Linked DNA regions of Mus musculus: region 2 is linked to region 1. Evidence: chromatin loops called from intact Hi-C (ENCODE). Cell type or tissue: heart. All regions are shown on one strand.

Region 1 (5,000 bases):
CAGCTACCTCCAGTAGCTTCTTAGTTCGTGGTAGGCTTCATGAGCCCCTCCCTGCTCTGTGCTGGGATTTTGACTTCTGGTTTGTGGGTTCAGTCCAGCAGATGGTGTTCTGCTGCAGACACCTACCACCCCTGTCCTCTTCTGCAGTAGTCCCCGAGGCTTTCAAGGATGTCCTATTTAGAGCCTGTCAGTTCACATTCTCTTATTCTCCGAGGCCGAATCACTTGTGGATCTCTGTATTAATATCCATCTATTCCAAATGAAGCTTCCGTGATGAGAATTGAGAGAGGCAGTAACCCATGGGTATGAAGATAAGAACTTCACAGTGGGGCAGGTCATAGTATTAGATAGTCCCCTGGGGCTATGGCCTTGCCAGCCACAGGTGTTTAGCCAGTTAGCAGTGCCAAGCAAGCTTCCATCTTTTAGAACAGGCTTTAAATCCAGTCAGAAATTTGATGCATGATATTTGTGCAACTCTTGGTCCAGTGGACACACCTTTATGGGCCAGTCCTTACTGTAGCTCTCAGCCTCCACAGCTGGTTATGATTGCTGAACATTTTCTCCTTCAGTGATATAAATAGAACCTTCTAGAACTGTGAGAGCTAGCAAGTAGGGATGAAGCTTCCAGGCCAGTGCCAGCATGATTTCTTTACAGATTCTTACAAAACTTGCTGCAGATATTGTTCTTGTTTATCTTGTGTGGTCAGTGAGCTTACAATCAAAACATCTCACACCCCACACACACACTGGATCAGTGAGTTAAAGAAGTAAAAGTTGTATTTTCTATTGGAACATTAAAGTTGTGCAAAGAAAAATGTATGTAACCTGGCTCCTTGTTTTAAGTTTTGTTATTTTAATAATAGAAGAATTTCAGTGGCCATAAGATCTCAGTTTGGTGAGTCTGGGCATGGTGGTAGACATCTGTAACTCACAACTCTGGAGGCCACAGCAAGATCTCAAGTTGCATACCAGCCCAGTTTTACACTAAAGTTCACTGCATAAACCCAGGGCTAACGACATAGCTGGCACTAAGAATATTCTTTGTCTGTGGTCTCATAAAGCATAGGCTGCTGAGCTGTATGAGCTAGGACAGCCTGGGCTCACAGGGATGTGTGAGCTGTATGAGCTAGGACAGCCTGGGCTCACAGGGATTTGTGGGCCTGTCCTGCTCCTATGTGGGTGAGCATTCGAGCCCAGATCCTCATGCCCACCCAGCAAGTGCTCAGATCCAGGGAGCCATCTCAGCTTTATAACTTTCTATTGTTTTGGATTGTGTTCATTTGTGTATGTATCTCCTTGTGGGCGTGTGCACGTGGATGCATATGTCTGTGGAGGCTGACGGCATTGGAGTCCCCTGGAGCTGGAATGACAGTACAACTCAACTCAATCTTCTTCCGAGCCGTCTCAGCTCCAGGAGTCTGGATTTTGTGGTAGCAGTGGAACTCTTGAAACCTCTGCCTCCTAGGCTTATTCTTGACACAGAGGGGATCTAGTCTATATTAGAGGACCAAGGGCTGTGATTATCTTTCCTTCCACTCTGAGAATGAACAAGTCTTTAAAGTGGAGTGTTTGTCAATCAGAGAAAACATGGCTACAGTTTAATAATGAACAAATACCGCTTATATTACGGTCATGCACCAACTGCTCCATATACCATTGCTGGAAGGCTAAGGTGACAAAGAACCAACTTGTTGGGCTTCTTCTGGTTTTAAAAGTTTTTTGGGTTTGACTAGAGAGCTAATCAAACTGGGAACTCTTTAAAGGTTTAAATCAGAATTAAAAAACAAACAACAACAAACCCTGAGCTTACGTGGCTGGGTTGTTTTATTTTCAGCTGTGTACTTTCAGCAATAATCAAATAAAAATTTTGATGTAAAAATTTATTGGCTTTATTCATTTTACAAAACATAGTTACACGCATGAAGGTTTTTGGGCTAGTGTCCCTGAGAGCAGTCACCAGCAGTACTTCCTAAGATGTAGTTGGTAGGTATGTTACAGTCTTCACCCAAAAGAGGGCAGTAGAGTGCTGTGTTTTATCCTAGGTTTATCTTGAACTAGCTGGTGAATCACAATGCCAGGCTTCCTTGTGTTCTTGACTTTAAAACTGAAGTTACCCTGCTGAACACCCGTGTGCTTTCCTTTGTCTCTATGGTATAGTTACTATACTTTCCTTTGTCTCTATAGTATAATTACTATACTTTCCTTTGTCTGTATAGAATACTTATATTCCAAGGAAGCTGCTGTACACCTGGCACAGTTCCAGCAGTTGAACATTGTTCTGACTTCATTTGTTTTTCTACAAGTAAAAGGGAAAAAGTTTGAACAGTTTTCAGTAATCCAGACATAGGGAATTCATGGGCATGAATGTGGTGGATTAGTCTTGCTGATCGGGTCTTTGAGGCTTGTTACTTGGGCTGGTTGATTATTTTACAAACAAGAAAAGTGGATTATTTAAAAGGCCAAATTATTCCTCTGCCTGGCCCTTAGCCATCATATGAGTTTATGGCATAAAGTAATTACTTCATAACACATGGCTCTTTCTTTTAATTAATTAGTTAATTAATTTAATGTACGTGAATACGCTGTCACTGTTTTCATGCACACCAGAAGAGGGCATCAAATCTCATTACAGATGGTTATGAACCACTATGTGGTGGCTGTGAATTGAACTCACGACTCTAGAAGAGTAAACAGTGCTCTTAACCCCTGAGCCATCTCTCCAGCCCCCAGCTCTTTCTTTTATACGTAGAGTTGGATGGAAGTTGAAAAGTGTCTTAATGTGTCTAAGTTAAACAGTGTCTGATTCAGCGCCGCCTCCATATCACTCTTCATCAGGTTTCTCTCCATGACTTGCTCAGTCTGCTTTCTTACAGAACTCAGGACCACGGGGCCACAATGGACTGGATCCTCCCCAGTCCATCACCAATTAAGAAATTGCTCTACATACAGGTTTATCTACAGTCCAATCTTAGGAAGGCATTTTCTCAACAGAGGTTCCCTCCTATCAAATGACTATAGCTGTGTCAAGTTGCCACAAATAGTAGCTCACCAGATTGATCCCTTGTCAAGTTGACACACAAACACATTACTGTTAAGACATCACGTTTTCTTTCTTGTTTACTCGCAATATCACACATTAATAAGTATCACAAATAAAAACCACAGCACACACTTGAAAGTCCCACCGTCTTTACAAATTTGAACACTTTAAAAGTTCAGACTCTAAAATGGAAAAATTCAAAGTTTCTTTTAAAAGTCTCTGTAAGACTCTAAAAGTTTCTCTTTAAAAGTGTAAAATCTCAACCATGGGCCCCTGTAAGATCAGAGTAAGCTAAATAGTTTCTTATTCCAGGGAGGAGTGACCATGGTGGCGCAGTCACAATCTGAACAAAGCAAATGCAGACACCAACAGTGTAAAATCCCAGTGTCTCCGTCTGGGCCTCACTCCCCATCTCCTGGGCTCCTCCCAAGGGCCAGGTCACCTCTCCAGCTCTACCCTCTGCCACACCCTGTTTCCCAAGCTCTGGCTCGCTCTGCTCTGCTGGTGCTGCTGTTCTTTGTGGACATCCCCTGGTACTGGAATCTCCAAAATGCTGGAGTCTTCTGCTGGAGCCTCTCCTCTGCTCTCTTCAGGGACTCCAGCCCTACCATATTGTGTGAAGTCTCAATTCTCCATGACCCCTTCATGCCTTCAAAACCAGTACCACTGGGAAGACTCACTCTAGTTTGGCACAGGGTACCTTTGTAACACAGCTTTCGGGCAATCACCCCGAGGATATGATTCAATGCTGCTGCTGCCCCCCCCTTCCCTCCCACTTCTACTACCTTCCCTTCCCTCTCCCCTCCCCCTTTCCCTCCCTCTCCCATCCGCCCCCCTCTTTAAATAGAAGGAAGTATTTAATTGGGTTTACCATTTAGGAGAGTCCATGATGGCAGAGTGAAGGCATGGGTTCAGGAGCATCTGAGAGCTCGTATCTCTGACTGCAGCAGAGGTAGACAGCTGAGAGTGGCCCAGGACTTTCGAAAACCTTAAGGCCTGTCCCCAGAGACACTCCTTTAACACAGCCAAACCTCCTGATCTTTCTCAAACGGCTCCATCAGCCGGGGACCAAGTATTCAAATATATGAGCCTGTGCATGCCATTCTCTATGCACAAACTCTGCATTATTCACTCATTTTCATCATGATGAGTGTCTAGGTTCTTTCTATACCTTAGGTGTTGCTGAAAAGGGAACAATAAGCATGAGTATAACTGTCTCTAAACCATACTAGTTTTAAATTCTTTTGGGTATATACCCAGAAGTGAGATTTCTCAGTCATATGGTAAATATAATTTTAGTTTTCTGGGGAACTTCCATCCATACCATTTCACAATAGGTGTAATAACAAAACTTCCACCATCTGTGTGTGACCTGAGATTTCATTTTCTCCACGTTTTATCTCTTATCCTTTCCTTTTTCCCACAGAATAACACAGCATAATAATTTATAGATAATTCTTTTTTGTAAGAAGGAATACATTCATAAATGGTAAACTATTTTGCAGCAAATACATAAAGCCATAACAAAGTCACTTATTATCAAAGATTATGTACCACACACAATTGTATGTGTGACTGGCACGTGGCTGACTTGTATTCACCCAACCTCACTGCAGACAGAGAAGCCGTGCACTGGACTGCAGCATCACTGGGGAGAGGAGGTTGTCACCATGGTTACGGTTCTATGCTGTTGTGTGTGCAGTCCATGTTTGGCCGCAGTGTCATTATGTTCATGCGTGGTTTAGAAGTGCAGTGCTCTAGAGTGCAGTAGATAGTTTAATACCTAAATGCTTGGTCATGACTTCCCCTTCACTTGTAGCCATAATGAAGGTGCTGCTGTGTGAAGGTAACTCCTGCATTCTGAAAGGCAGATGTCATCAAGAACACTACAACAATGGCTGAAGGAACACTAGCATTTAAATGTTCTGGAGCCATCTCTGGGCCAGCCCCATGTCTCCAG
Region 2 (5,000 bases), 190 kb after region 1:
GGCTTCATTTGGAAATGACATTGAAACAGAGCTGTGGCAGATGAGGAAGGGCATATCAAGTAGAGAGGTGGGAGGCCAGAGAAAAGTGTTTGGATGAGGGAGGTTATCACAGAGAAATGGAGATAGAATTGGATCTTGCAAGCACATTGCTCCACAAGAGGTATGGATACCATTTTGATTGCGTGGCTGGGGATGGCCGAGAGGCATGCCTGTCACCGTTTGAGAGCTTGCCTCTGAGGTCCTCCCTGATTTTCACTTGTACCATGAGGTAAACATATTAGGTTTTCAAATAACTCTGATTTAACAATTATCTTTTTGACACTGTTACAGGAACTGGAAATATTGTGGTGTATGACACTATGTGGTTTCCTTTGAGTGTTCACATCAGTTATATTGTTTTAAAATGCCCCTCATGTAAGATATATTGCCAGCTTATCAAAATGGCCTCAAAAGTATATAAAAATACACATCAGTATGCATGGGCGTGCATATAACATACATACATACACTCATGCACCCATATGCAATACCCACACACATGCAAACATATACCTCCCTTTGGAGAAGCTAGAAACAGTTTAGATCAGCCTGAGGTGTCAAGACTTAGGCCAACGTGAGGAGATTAAGTCACTGGTTTCCTTAGTAGACTTCAATTCTTGATTCTTCCTCATGCTCACTAACTAGATAGTAGAGGGTTTTTTTGTTTTTGTTTTTGTTTTTTTGTCTGTTATTTGTTGAGCCTAGCATAACTGTCCTCTGAGAGGCTCCACTCAGCATCTGACCAAAACAGATGCAGAGACCCACAGCCAAACATTAGACAGAATTCCTGAAGTCTTGTGAAAGAGTTGGGGGAAGGAGTGAGGAAACTGAAGAGAATAGGGCTCCGCAGGAAGACTAACAGATTCAACACTAACCCTTGGGAGTTCCCAGAGACTGAACCATCAACCAAAGAGCATCCAAGGGCTGGACCTAGGCTCCCTGCATGTATGTAACAGATGTGCAGCTTGGTCTTCATTCAGGAGCCACAACTGGAGCGGCAGAAGGTGGTGTGTGTGTGTGTGTGTGTGTGTGTGTGTGTGTACTGGCTAGTTTTGTGTCATCTTGACACAGCTAGAGTTATCACAGAGATACAGCTGTAAGGCATTTTCTCAGTTAGAGATCAAGGGGGGAGGTCCCCTTGTGGGTGGTGCCATCTCTGGGCTGGTAGTCTTGGTCCTGTAAGAGAGCAAGCTGAGCAAGCCAGGGGAAGCAAGCCAGTAAAGAACATCCCTCCATGGCCTCTGCATCAGCTCCTGCTTCCTGACCTGCTTGAGTTCCAGTCCTGACTTCCTTTGGTGATGAACAGCAGTGTAGAAGTGTAAGCTGAATAAACCCTTTCCTCCACAACTGCTTCTTGGCCATGATGTTTGTGCAGGAATAGAAAACCTGACTAAGACAGGGGACTTACCCTGATTCTGTTGCCTGCCTATGGATCCTGCTCCCCTAACTGGGGCAACTTGTCTGGCCTCAGTGGTACAGGAGGTGCCAAGTCCTGCACTAACTTGAGGTGTCAGCGTAGGTTGATACCCAGGGTGGACCTCCCCCTTTTAAGAAGTGGAGGGGAGGATGGGATGGCTGGAGGAGCTATGTAAGGCAGGGGCTGAGTGGAGGGTCCGTGATTGGGATGAAAAGTGATTACGTGAGTGAATATATTAATGGGGAAAAGGAGTAGTTTTGTTTGTTTTTTGGTTGCCATGTTTTGTTGATGTTGTTTCCTCATGAAGAGAAGACTGTAAAGTTGCAATATTTAGAACTTTGAGGTATTAAGTCTGTTGGTGATAAAGTCCAGACTTCTTCAAAGGTAAAGGAAACTAGAAAATCTACTCTGGCTACGGTTTTATGCTTAAAACCCAACAAGCAACATTACATTGTGATATTAACACAGATAATATCACCGTGTTTCATAGTGGCAGAAGAAAAATGTCTTTTGGGACACATTAGGCCATTAGCAAAGAGGAGGTCTTTAAATTCCTGTGTTTTAAAAAGCAGGATATGCTGAGTTGTAATGGAACCAAATTAAACCAGGAAATAGGGGCCATTTCTTGGCCTCTCCCTCCCCTTGTCAGGGCAATAAACGCTTGTTATTAGAATGCAAACAGAAAGCATTTTACCAGAGGGCAAGTTTGTTCTGTGATCTTTCAGGAAATTAGAGAAGCAAATCTGTTTAAACTTTCCCTTTTTGCTCTCCGCGATGCTCCATCACACAGGACTCTAAGCCTGCCTGCTTGGCAAATTGCTGCTTTCAACAATGGGGAATACCATTCTTGACAGATAAAATAGAGGTTAATGGGACAGAAAGCAGCACACCACAACCAGCTGCCAAGTCCACAGGCAAAAGTTCCCTGGCAGCGATCCAGGGCAGCTCCAGTGGGGGGACAGGGTGAAGCAAGGTGTGGCTGGCATTGGAGGGTGATTTGATTTAGTCTTATTTGTGAAGCTTTTGGAAGGAATAAGGGACAGGGGAGGTAAAAAGATGCTAGACTAGATCCATCTCATGGTGTTCTCCTGATCTTCTCGCCCGTGTAATATGACCTCTATCATTTCAAGAATTAGTTCAGCTCGTGTTTCATATTCTGAGTGAGATAGCATTGGTTGGTTTCTTTCTGTGTTCTGATGCTTGGTACAATGCCTGAGGTCCCTGATGGCAATCGGTACCCATTTGTGCCAGGAGTGGCTATCATACACTGTGCTGGGGCTGCAATTAGAAATCCAAACATTTATAATTGTATAATAGCTGTCAGAGGAAGCCCACAAGCCAGGGGCTAAACAGGGAGGGGCACTTCATTTTCTTCTCTTTATCTAAGATTCTTTTAGGAAATAAGAGATGCAAATCCATTTGTACTTTCTCAATGCGATTCTCACTTCTCAGATGACCGACGATATCTCTAGTTCCCTGCAAGATGACTAACTTGCCCCATATCTCCAGTAAGTGTCATACTTGGCCGTGAACTTGGGTTAAATTAATCATAGAACTTTCTCTTTGTGCCAGATGGTGTAGGAGGAAGGTCCAGGCTGATTCTCCTCTTCTTGTGAGGTGCACCCATTCTGTTGGAACTTACGTGCTAGAGGGGAAATGTACTTTCTCTTACCCTTTGAGTTTCTCCAGTCTTTGTACAAGATCTCCCCCTCCCATGTCCACTTTGAATGTGTCCAGTTATGAAGGATCTGCATTTTGAGAATTTAGCACCTGATCACTGAGCCGCTTACACCACAGTGGGCACTCTCTTGGCAACCCGACGGCAGGTCAGTCCTATACTAGCTTTTCTTGGGGAGACATGATCAAAGATCTCTGTAGGGCAGCAGTGCCAGATCCCACCCAAATCTAGGTTGGGGGACCAAGTTTTTTCAGGCTTATCCGCAGGAGTATCATTACAGGTGATGGACAGCAGGAATGTGAATGATTCTCCAAAAGTCCCACCAGAGCCAAGGTGACCTCCTGAAAGTGCATAGACTGCATCGGTTGTGATTTATAAAACAGTACAGTGCAGTGGGAGGGAGCATCTTTGTAGGTCCATGCCCAAGAATCCCCCTAAGCAATCAAGTCATGTGGCAGACCTAATATAAAGAAAATGTATTGATGGGGGAAGGGAAGGGTGCCTGGAGAGATAGATAGATAGATAGATAGATAGATAGATAGATAGATGATAGATAGATAGATAGATAGATAGATAGATAGATAGACAGACAGACAGACAGACTAAGAAGTAGTCTTTTTATATACCTGACTCCTGGCTCTACCTGCTGACAGAGATGCAAGCTGTTGCTAGGTAGCTGTTGGGGGGAGCCTAGCAGAATTGTTTGGAAGCCAACAGCACCCCCTTCCCCTTCAGTTAATCTTCTATCTCCTGAGACCACCACATGAACTCAAGAATAGAAGAACTCAGAAGTCACAGCTATGTCAAAGATTCCACAAAGTAGATTGACTGGTTTGTGCTTCACACTTGTGGAGGGTTGGGAGGGTAGAAGTGTTGCAAGAACATTATCTTGAGCTACCCATAGCTCCATCATTCACTGTGTTGACCTCTGTGTCTGACCTTGTGACAATCGAGTGAAACATTAGATTAACAGACCACTAGCTTCCACTAACCCAAAAGCTTAGAATGTGGTCAGATAGTATTTGAAGCCTGTGGCAGAGACTGTCCTATTCTGCTGTAACCAGCTTACCTATGTGCCCATCAAGTATTTGAAAAGTGCCTTGACTTATAACTTTCTCTTTTTTCCCCCTGTAATTAATAGTTTCATGAAAATATTGCCTGCTTGGCGTATGGTATCTGCATTAACCCAAGTCCTTGTTTCTAGGTCACGGTCTCTCATAGTCAGCTCCAGAATAAAGTCGCTTTTCTCCCCTTAGTAATGGAAGCTGCACTCCCACATTAATGGCCACTACAGCTGGAGCAGAATTACATACAGCAGGAGGGCACATGGGTACAGGAGGCAAGAATCTCCGAGGAGGGTTGTCTTAGTCAGGGTTTCTATTCCTGCACAAACACCATGACCAAAAAGCAAGTTGGGGAGGAAAGGGTTTATTCGGCTTACATTTCCATACTGCTGTTGATCACCAAAGGATGCAGGACTGGAACTCAAGCAGGTTAGAAAGCAGGAGCTGATGCAGAGGCCATGGAGGGATGTTCTTTACTGGCTTGCCTCCCCTGGCTTGCTCAGTCTGCTCTCTTATAGAACCAAGACTACCAGCCCAGAGATGGTCCCACCCACAAGGGGCCTTTCCCCCTTGATCACTAATTGAGAAAATGCCTTAGAGTTGGATCTCATGGAGGCATTTCCTCAACTGAAGCTCCTTTCTCTGTGATAACCCCAGCTGTGTCAAGTTGACACAAAACTAGCCAGTACAAGGGTCAAGTGGCCCTGCCCATCCCTCCTCCTATGAAGGACTCTTGGGATGACCCTGACTTGCTGGGGGTCTTTATCTGGAATCAGCTGCAACTCTGTTTAAGATGGCAATG

What was found. Hi-C counts contacts between places; a loop is a spot of excess contacts. Peaks named below come from ENCODE experiments on the same cell type or tissue, not always from the same donor. Only the 100,000 strongest peaks of a DNase experiment are listed, where the experiment ranks them.
Region 2: a loop joins it to region 1, with 3 times the contacts of the local background. A loop is called at or near these places in 8 of 42 quality-filtered maps.

What each region holds. Positions count from the first base shown.
Region 1 is chr3:53,445,462-53,450,461 of GRCm38, reverse strand. No RefSeq gene overlaps it. Among named protein-coding and RNA genes, the nearest start is that of Gm16206, 4.7 kb to the left of the region's middle. In heart, a CTCF peak has its summit at 2,001 (motif pointing right); no DNase peak of the experiment used is centred here.
Region 2 is chr3:53,250,728-53,255,727 of GRCm38, reverse strand. The region is part of intron 3 of Lhfp (lipoma HMGIC fusion partner); the gene reads right to left. Among named protein-coding and RNA genes, the nearest start is that of Gm40048, 140 kb to the left of the region's middle. In heart, no CTCF peak of the experiment used is centred here; a DNase peak (open chromatin) is centred at 2,377.